Linked DNA regions of Homo sapiens: region 1 is linked to region 2. Evidence: read pairs that join two places in POLR2A ChIA-PET (ENCODE). Cell type or tissue: B cell. All regions are shown on one strand. Links, peaks and the distances in the headings refer to the core of each region. The heading gives the core; the rest is flanking DNA.

What was found. Peaks named below come from ENCODE experiments on the same cell type or tissue, not always from the same donor. Only the 100,000 strongest peaks of a DNase experiment are listed, where the experiment ranks them.
Region 1: POLR2A ChIA-PET joins it to region 2 with 10 read pairs; 1 of 35 experiments calls an interaction of 5 or more read pairs at or near these places.

What each region holds. Positions count from the first base shown.
Region 1 is chrX:65,869,268-65,874,651 of GRCh38, forward strand. No RefSeq gene overlaps it. Among named protein-coding and RNA genes, the nearest start is that of MIR223HG, 140 kb to the right of the region's middle. In B cell, for the core only: no CTCF peak of the experiment used is centred there; a DNase peak (open chromatin) is centred at 2,724.
Region 2 is chrX:66,042,807-66,048,190 of GRCh38, forward strand. No RefSeq gene overlaps it. Among named protein-coding and RNA genes, the nearest start is that of VSIG4, 5.4 kb to the left of the region's middle. RefSeq lists an enhancer at 3,816-3,865. In B cell, for the core only: no CTCF peak of the experiment used is centred there; a DNase peak (open chromatin) is centred at 4,265; H3K4me3 peaks cover 529 bases; H3K27ac peaks cover 2,157 bases.

The sequences.
Region 1 (5,384 bases), core at 130-5,129, 170 kb before region 2:
CTGGAATCCAGGGTTTGAAGAAAGAACCCTGTTCTGGAATGCAGCAAGGAATCAGAAAATGGAGAAAAGTAGTAAAAGTGGCCTGTCTTAATACTTTAGTTTTGTGAAGCATTGGAACCTACAGTTCTTTCTTGCTCACTGCAGTGATTTTCATGCTGTGCTGCTCAGAAGCTGAGGCTTCTGGTGGCAGGGCAGGGGGGTTGTCTCACAACTGACCTAGCAGCAAAAATGTAAATGGCTGGAGGAATCCATGTAACTCTTTTGGTTGTTTCATCTATTGGTTAAGGGTTTGTTAAAAGATAAAAATTAATCAGCTGCTAAAAATTTTGAAAACCAATGCTCATCACAACAAAATTCATATCATATGTCATTTCAAAACTCAATTTATTAGAGACATAAATGCCCTTGGACACATTCTAATTTTTACAACTCGATTTTAATTAAATGAGATAATGCATGTAAAATACCTCGCACAAGGCTTTGCACATGGGAGATGTTCAGAAAATAAAATAATGATGAATTACTTTATTTTCTTCATTGTGTGCTCTTCCTCAGATCACAAGCTAGCTGAAAGGAGAGAATGGGGCCATTTTTTAATGGGCTATTGCAAAATACATGAAACATAAATGTTCACTTTAAAGTTGAAAATATTTTATCCCAAGTTGCGGTCAATTAATAGGCTCAGAAAAAATATTATGGTTGCTGCATTTATTTATTATTTCAATCAGGAAATATTCATGGAGCACTCGCTATGCATTACGCACTGTGCTATGTCCTGAGCATACAAGTCAGACAGTCCCTGCTGTCAAGTAGATCTTCTCATTTGAAGGAAGCAGACAAGTAAGAAAAAAAATCAGTATAAATGAAAACCTAATATACAATAAAGGTTCCACCAAAAATTAATCGGGACAGAATGGATTATTTAGTAGATAATGTTGGAAAAACTGGCTCACTATATTAAGAAAAATAAAACTGAATCCCTGGCTAACACTACATACAAGGATGGATTCAAAATTGATTAAACATCTAAATATTAAAGATGAAACATGTAAAGTTAGTAAAAATTTGTAAAGTTAATTAAAAAAAATTAGGAAAATGTATTTGTGACCTAGGGACAAAAAAGGATTTCCTTGTTTTTTTTTTTATTTCCAACTTTTATTTTAAGTTCAGGGGTACATGTGCAGGATGTACAGGTTTGTTACATAGGTATATGTGTGCTACAGTAGTTTGCTGTACAGATCAGCCCACACCTAGGTATTAAACCCAGCATCCGTTAGCTATTCTTCCTGATGATCTCCCTCCTCCAACCCCCCACCCTCTGAAATGCCCCAGTGTATGTCATTCCCCACTTGTGTCCATGTGTTCTCATCATTCAGCTCCCACTTATAAGTGAGGACACGCAGTACTTGGTTTTCTGTTTCTGGCGTTAGTTTGCTAAGGATAATGGCTTCCAGCTCTATCCATGTCCCTGCAAAGGGCATGATCTCATTCCTTTTTATGGCTGCATAATATTCCACAGTGTGTTTGTACCACATCTTCTTTATCCAGGCTATCATTGATGAGCATTTATGTTAATTCCGTGTCTTTGCTGTTGTGAATAGTGCTGCAATGAACATACACATGCATGTATCTATTATAATTATTATTATAATTATTCTATTATAATAGAATAATTTATATTCCTTTTGGTATATACCCAGTAATGGGATTGATGGCTCAAGTGGTATTTCTAGTTCTAGGTCTTTGAGGAATCGCCACACTGTCTTCCACAATGGTTGAACTAATTTACATTCCCACCAACAGAGTATTTCTCCGCAGGCTTGCCAGCATCTAATTTTTTTTTGTCTTTTTAATAATCACCAGTCTGACTGGCATGAGATGGTATCTCATTGTGGTTTTGATTTGCATTTCTCTAATGATCAGTTATGTTGAGCTTTTTTTCATATGTTTGTTGGATGCATACATGTCTTCTTTTAAGAAGTATCTGTTCATGTTCTTTACTCACTTTTTAATGGGGTTACTTGTTATTTTCTTGTAAATTTGTATAAGTTCCTTGCAGACTCTGGATATTAGACCTCAGTCATATGGATAGATTGCAAAAATTTTCTCCCATTCTGTAAGTGGTCTGTTCACTGTGGTGATAGTTTCTTTGCTGTGCAGAAGCTCTTTAGTTTAATTAGATACCATTTGTGAATTTTTGCTTTTGGCGTTTTCTTTTTTTAAAAAATTTTATTATTATTATACTTTAAGTTTTAGGGTACATGTGCGCAATGTGCAGGTTTGTTACATATGTATACATGTGCCATTTTGGTGTTTCCCCATGCCTATGTCCTGAATGGTATGGCCTAGATTTTCTTCTAAGGTTTTTATAGTTTTGGGTTTTACATTTAAGTCTTTAATCCATCTTGAGTTAATTTTTTTATAAGGTGTAAGGAAGGGATCCAGTTTCAATTTTCTGCATATGGCTAGCCAGTTCTCCCAGTACATTTTATTAAATACGGAATCCTTTTCCTATTGCCTGTTATTGGTCTGTTCAGAGTTCCTATTTCTTCCTGCTTTAATCTAGGAGGGTTGTTTGTTGGCATCCAGCCAGGAGGTAGTGCTTTCAAGAGTGTATCAGCTGCAGAAGTATAGAGAGAAACTTGCCTTGGGGTCGCCTGGTTTAGTATTCAGGTTTCTCAGGTGGTGGGCAGGACCACAGAGCTCCCAAGAGATTATGTCCTTTGTCTTCGTCAACCAAGGCCGGTAGAGAAACACCACCAGGTGGAGCCAGGGATAGGACTACTCGAGCTCACACTGTCCTTGGGCAGGGCTCACTGCGATTGTGTGGTTCCCAGGACAATGGAGTTATAGTCCCAGGGGAATTATGCCTGCCTCTGCTGAGTCATACTGGTAACCAGGGAAGTAGGGGAAATCAGACAGTCACAGGCCTCACCTTGCTCCCAAGGAGCCTGCAGTTCTAAAGGCCAGTCTCACTCCCACTGTGCACACCCACCCCCAACAGCACCGAGTGACCACCAGCATCCTTGCTGAGAAAGCAAGTAGACTCAGTTTTTTGGTATCTCAGGGAGCCTACAGTGGCTCCAGTTCCTTCAGAGGGTCTGTGAATTCTCTCAGTTTTCCTGGTATGTTCCTGCGGTAGTTCTTGGAGCAAAAGTTCATGATGTGAGTCTTCACATGCTGCTCTGTCTGTCTGAGTGGGAGCTGCAAGCTAGTCCTGCCTCCTATCTGCCATCTGAGACCTGTGGGCTTTTCTCTTTTCCATGTTCCCCTACCTAAATCCCTGGCACAATACCTTTCTAATATTCTTCTGCAGTTTTCTGTTCTCTTAGGAACGCTTCTCTTCTTCCTCATGATTCTATGCCTTTTCTGCAGTCCTGTTTCTTTGAGACCCTTCCCTGTATCACTGGTGCTTCATCCATTTTCTGTAATCTTACCTCTTTCCTAGGTTTCTGGGGTTTCTTGGTCTCTTGGAGTTCCCTATCCCCTATGTCCCTGTGGCATCATCTGTTTTTCTAGTATCCTCTCTAGATCTCTGAGGCTTCACCCATTTTTTTCTGGGGTCTAATTTTTTTTCCTGTAGTTTCCCTGTTCAAATCCCCAGAGCTCCACTTTGTTTTCAGATTCTATGTCCCTGCTGGTGTCTCTTTCCACTTTCTTGGCCTCTTTCTCTTCCTGAATTTCTTCAGTCACCTTGGTTTCTCCTCTCTGGTGTTGTTTTTTGGTTTTTTTTTTTGTTTGTTTGTTTTTTCTGGACCTTGTCTGCCAACCCCCACTTTCCTACTAAGCCTGATGCTGAGGTAGCTAATTCAGCATGATTTGTGCTTAGGTGGTGCAGAATCCAACCCCGCAGGAAATGTGCCAGAATTCTATCATTTAAAGGTTGGAGAGTCAAGAGGAAAGAAGTAAAAGTGAGTGCACACTGTCTGCCAAAATCTGTGTTGTGCTTTTTCACATGCATTACCGACTGCAATCCTCACAGTAGCTCTGTGCATGGATTTTGGTATCCCCATTTGACATATGAATAAACTGTGGCTTAGTGGAGAAAAGCTTCTTGGAGCTGGATGGAGCAGAGGGAAATCCTTGCCCTCTCCGAGTGTTAGGTAGGGTAGGGAGTCATCACCTGCATTCTAGAGAGGGGGCTCAGGCGTCTCTGCCCAGGCTGCACCTCTCAGACTAGGGAGAATTCCAGCTCTACAGAGGCCCATGGCAGCCTACTCTCTCAGGATCTGACTCTGCAGGGCGCTCTCCCGGCGTGGCAGGAAAGAAAAAAGTGGTTTTCGCACCTTGGTGGTGGCTTCAACACCTCCAAGTTTGGGGTGTGAAAGTGGGATGTTGGCAGGGCTTCCAAGCTATGAGGGGTGGAGTTGGTCCTGAGGTGCTCCCTCCCTCAGCCCTATCTCCCACCACACCCTTGCATGCATCTTGGTGGCCATAGAGCGCAATGGCCACCTGTTCCTTTCCTACGGCCCCAACTACTTACCTTGCTCGGATCCTTGTTTCAGGTGTCCACGTGCCTTGGCTAACCAGATCTGGGACATGGCTGGCTAGTGCAGGGCTTGTCCTGTGCCGCCTTCACCCGAAGGATGGGGGAGGTGTGCACCACAGGGTTGCAATTCCAGCAGGTGAGAAATCTGCAGTGCCTGCAGCTGGAGCTTTGGTGGGGATGCCACAGCTGCAAAGCTCTCTTTGGCAACCTACTGCCCAGAGTCCCGGTGGCCCCGACTGGTGGGAGTGCCTGGAAGGCCAGGAAGTGAGTGTGGCCTAGGTATCAGGAGAGAGGGAGAGAGAGAAGAGGGCCTACAGCGTTGGAGCACGGCTGCACAGCCTGCTCCTGGACTGTACAACTTACTCCTGGACTGCACAACTTGCTCCTGGACTGCAACCTGGACTGTCACGAAACAGCTCAGTGACCAGAGATGATGTGGTCGGCCTGCTGGCTCTGTTAAAGGGTTTCAAACTTCCCAGTAGCCTGCCTTCTGGCCATCCAGCTAGGCTTCTCCTTGCCTGCTAAATAAGGGCATGAGTCACCTGGGACCCTGCTGCACCAGACTGGAATGTGTTGGTCCCAGTTGGGCTGGGGAGAGCCTCTGGCCCTGAGACCGCTCTGGGGAAGGGCTGTGGGAGAGCTGTAAAGGGGAGGGGAGAGAGTCTGGTGTAAATCCAACAGCACAGTGACAGGGACAGGGGCTGCAGAGAAGGCTCTAGAGAATAAAGCTGTATTGAATTGGGCTGAGAGGAGGCTGAGAGAGGGGAAGAGGTGAGACTGGGGCCATTGTAGAGAGAGGGGCAGGGGCTAGGGGAACCCAGGGGAGACAGACTGGGGTTGGAGGTCCAGAGGAGAGAAAAAGAGAGTCCATGGCAAGACTCTTGGTGAGTCAAGG
Region 2 (5,384 bases), core at 92-5,091:
TTCTTATTTTCAAGCTCAGTGCTTCATGAGATGATACTGTGCATGTGGTAGGAGTTCACAGAATGTGGGTGAGCAGCAGAGAAAATGACTCACACCCTTTGAGGCCCAATATTCAGAGGTCACTGTGGCTCTGTGTCTATTTCTACCCCCATAGCCCACCTTTCTAGACAAAGGTTGAAAGGTCAGGTTGGAGAAATTTATCAATGTGTAAACATTATCTGAGACCCTCCTGTGTGTATGTGCACCTTGGGCTTACTGAGTTGGAGGGAAGCAGTGGTACAAAGAGTAAATCCACACAGGCCCTGCTCAAGGACACACACACACACACACACACACACACACACACACACCCCTATAAGTACTACAAATAAACATAAATGCACAGATACATATGGTCACACATTTGTGTATAGCTATACATATGTATATAATATGGCCTTAAGCACAAACGTGAGCACATTGATGTACAACACACAAAATATACACACAGAGACATGTAAGCACAGACACACAAAATATGCATGCAAACACACAAATACACATAGACCTGCACATAGACATGAGAAAACAAGCAATGAAACACAGATTCATACACTTAAGCAGGACATAGGTAGATAATACATGCATATAAACATATGAACACTTAAATAAAAACACAGATATAACATACATATACAGAGAAATACACATATAAACATCAACCTAAAAATACATAGAAAGATAAACATGAGGGTTTAGAAGAAAACTAACAATAACAGGCCTTACATATTAAGGGACAAAGGAATGGCAGAAACTGTTTTGTACAATGGGAGTTGAGAAGTGGTAGCAATCCCTATGGACTTCAGTGGTTTAGGAAAGCTTTCTAGAGGAGCTGGAGTGTGGGCTGGGATGTGAGATTTGGTTAGCATTGGATAGGCAAAGAGGATGGGGAAAAATTCCAGGTAAGTGGTAGAGAAAGAGCCAAAGTCCAGAGGCAATCAAAGGCAAGAATGATTCTGATGAACAGGGAGAGTCAGTTGGACTTTAGCTTGGTGTATATTTAGAAAGGCAGGAGAAGAAAAAGCTAAGCCAGATTGTGGAGGGTATTGAAAATAAGGCCAAAATGCCTAGACTTGATCTTAAAGACTTCTATGGGAGCCGTAGAAACTTCTATGGTGAAACGGGGGCCTGCTGCGGTTGAAAGCAGCTTCTTAGGACCAAATCTGTTTGCAGAATATCAATGGAATAGGATGGGGAAATTGGAAGCAGAAAACTGAGAGACTAATTAGACTATTGGTTGTATAATGCAGTGGAAAGAGCATGGGAATGGGCATTAGGAGACCCGGGTTCATTCACCTCTCTAGGCCTCAGTGTTCCCATCTATACTCTAAAGGTGTCATATTCACCCATGGATTTTCAACCTATGTTCTGGGGATCCCTAGGAGTTCTGTAGCAGGGAAGAGGAAGGGAATAGACAGAAATTTAGGTGACTGGATTTCAACCAATGGTGTACTAGAGACAACTTAAATTCTAAGAGCTGATTGTGTGAATTTATTCCTAACTCTGTGTTTAGTGACATTGTGTTGGTAGTTTGAAAGAAGCCATGATGAAGATATTTACAAGACCCTAGACGTAAGACCAGGCATATAATAGGTATTGAATAAATGCATATAATGCACTTTTGATGTTTCTGACACTGTTCTAGGTCCTGGGGGATATAGTAATAAAGAAACAGACATGAAACTTAAATTTTAATAGAAAGAAAAAAGTTTAAAAAACAACCAAGCAAATATCAAAAGGAAAATCAATCATTATATAATTATATATTATATGGCTCAGCCATGATATACCAGTAACATAAACACTGAATCTTGCTCTCACCACCAACATTGTCTATAAATAATTTATTTATTAATAATAAGTTGTGGAATATGAAGACAGGAAATACTCATATATGTATGTGCAGGACTTGGGTGAATAGAGGTGAGGGAGTGAATTAGAGCTAGATTTTTAAGAATAACAATAGCAATATGAGCATGTTATTCAGAGATATGAAGTCAAACACTGGCCAAAAAAAAAAAAAAAAAACAGCTAACAAAGTTGAAAATGATTGTCTTGGGGAAGGGGAAATATTTTAACAAGCTTCATAGAAAGATTTGATTTTCTTGATTATGTCTATCTAGCTAACAAATATGTATATTGTATATAATATGTCAAATGTTGATGAGTACCATGAAGTAAAATAAAGCAGAGCTATGGGATAGACAGTGTAAGAGTGTGATAGGCAGAGTACTAAACCCCCAAAGATGTCCGTATACTAATCCCCAGAACCTGTGAATAAGTTAGGTTACATGGCAAAGGAGAATTAAATTTGCAGATGGAGTTAAGGTTGCAAATCAATTGACCTTAACATAGGGAGATTATTTTGGATTACCCAGGTGGGTCCACTGCAATCACAAGAGTCCTTAAAAGTGGAAAAGGGAGGCAGAGGAGTCAGTTAGGTAGGGGGAAATGTGACTATGGGAGAAAGGCACAAATAGGTGTAACACTGCTAACTTTGAAGATGGAGGAAGGGAAAACATGTGTCAAGGAAAAGGGGTGGCCTCTAGAAGCTTGAGAGAACAAATAAATGGATTCTGCCCTAGACCCTAGAGAAAGGAATGCAGTCCTCTGACATCTTCATTGTAGCTCAATATGATTCATGGCAGACTTCTGACCTCCAGGACTGTATGATGGTTAATTTATGTTGCTTTAAGCCAGTAAAGTTGTTCTAATTTGTTATGACAGTGATGTAACACTAATACAGAGAGTAACGAGATAGCATGTATTCTCAGAGGAAATAATATTTGAACAAACCTGAATGAAATATGAGAGTAGGCTTAGCAGATATCTGAGGAAAGATAATTCCAGGCATGGAGGACTGCAAGCGCAAAGACTTTGAGGCAAGAACATGCCTAGAATGTTCAAAGAGGTGGGTTTGGAGCAGAGGGAGTGAAGGAGAAAATTGGGAGAAGATAAGATGGGAACGGAAAAGGGTGAGGGAGAGTATATTATGCAGGTTCTTGTAGGGCATTTAAATGATTTTAACTTTTATTCTGAGATAAGGAACAATTGGAGGGATCTGAACAGGAGGATGAGACAATCTTATTTGTGTTTTAAAAGGATTGCCCTTACTTCTCTATTGTAGAATATAGATGAGCAAGAGTAGAAGCAGGGGTACCAGTCTGGATTTGCAACAAATGAGTAAATGCAGGACAGTGACAGTGAAATCAGAGTATAAGGGGTGGATGCCAGAGACTGTGGAAAGAAGAGTGACTAGGTTTTGGTTATGTGGCAGAGTGAATCATGGCTAAGTGGAAAGCATAAATACTACTCATGTTGTAGATATGGCTGTCCTGGGCAACAATAAGGCCATAAACAGAGCTCAGAAAGTGTTCAAGGGGAGGGGTTATTTTTAGCAGAAGACAGTTTGGGATTAGCCATGTGGAAACAGAGATGATGGGACTCCTGCAGTGAGATGTCCTCATAGGGTGAAGAAGGTAGGACTGGAGTTCAGGGGAGATCATGCCTAGAGGGAGAACTTTGACAATCATTCAAAGACATGTGATGGTGAAGCCATGGGAGATTGTCATATCCCTCAGTATAGGAAAGTGCAGAAAGAAGCAGGTATCTAAGGATGGAGAGCTGAGAGTTCTATGTGGCACTCAACTCTCTCCTTCACCACCAATTCTAGATCCATACTTAAAATCACAGAAAGTCAGAGCCTACAGGACCCTTTGAGACCACAATGAGTCCTCCTCCTTCGCCTTGACTTCACAGGGGAAAAACATGAAGCTTAGTGATGGAATAGAATGTGTTTAATGATACACAGTGAAGATCAGTGGCAGAGGTAGGACTAGAACCCAGACTACCTTTATTTACATCACACTGCCACTCGTGCTGCTACATCCTCTAATTATGCAGGTTCTAAGAAATTACCCTCAAAAATGCATTTGGGAGAGGCCATTTCTAGACTGGACAGAGTGGAGCTGCTTTGTCCTTACTGAGCCCTAGTTGCTCTCTCTGAAGTGAAAAGCTAATAGTATTAATCAGTCAACTAAAACAACCAAGAGTGTACTTGAAAATCAAGCTGGGATCCATTGGTTACATGCATGCATGCAGAATGGAAAACAAACAAAAAATAAACTATATGCCACCGCCCTTATTTTTGATTGAACAATAAGAAGCAGTGTTTTTTGAGCTCTGGTTTTTAAGGTGACAGAAAAAGAGGAAGTGAGACAGTTGTGGCTGTGAGTGGGTGGATGTGATACATAAACTGAAAAAATTTTGTCATTTTCCTACTTCCACCCACTCTACCTACTGACTTGGAGAGTTCAACAAACAACAGCCTAGGAAGATCCCTGGTAGGCTAAGCCTGCAAGCCTTTTTCCTGGTTCCTCTTAAATGGACTTTCAATTTAAATCCAATTAATTTCATCAAAAGACTCGAGTACTTACTGTGTATGTCAGGCTTGTGTTAGGGACCTTACAAAAATTTTCTCCTTCATTCCTTCATAGTAGCTTTATGAGAAAGGTACTAATTTATTCACATTTTACAAAGCGTGTAAGGCTCAAGGCCTGGGCTCCAAATTTAATTTGAAATGGAGCTGGGAATTGAACCTATACGGTTTAAGGATAGAGTCCATGTTCTGGCTACCACTATCCAATACTGACTCTTGTACTATGAGTTTTATCTCTGTAACTCTAGGCCCAGCCAAGGGACTCATATGTGTCAGGTTCCGTCTGTTAGGTATAACCAAATTGAATGTAGAAGGTACTATCCTAGGAGGTTAAACTAATATAAAACTACAAGGAAACAAAGATCCAAATTCCCCTCAGAGTCAGGAAAGGCTTTGAGGGGGTAGGTCATGGCATTTCCAGTATACTTTGAGGATTGGGTAGGTCTTTTTCCTTTTCCATTTTTTTTTTTTTGAGACAGAACCTCCCTCTTTTTCCCAGGCTGGAGTGCAGTGTCATGACCACCGCTCACTCCAGCCTCAAACTCCTAGGCTCAGCAATCCTCCTCCCTCAGCCTCCTGAGTACCTGGGACTATGCACACCATCAGTGTAGGTCTTTTATAGGAAGAATTAAGAGCAAATAAGGAGGTTGTTCCAAATGGAAGTTCAGGGTGAAGCAGGACGACTTTTGTACAGTTGAATAACTTCATTTTTAGCATCTCTAGCCTTGACTAGTTTGCTAGACTGCAGACCCCAGATGTGAGGCAGCTGTTTTCTTCAGGACAGGATTTGACCTATGCTATACCCAAATGCATGTAATACAAAAAATGTAATAACATTTCTGCTGTACTAATCTTATGTTTGCTTTCCCTAAGCACATACTATCTGGAGGATTTCAAGGCATCCATG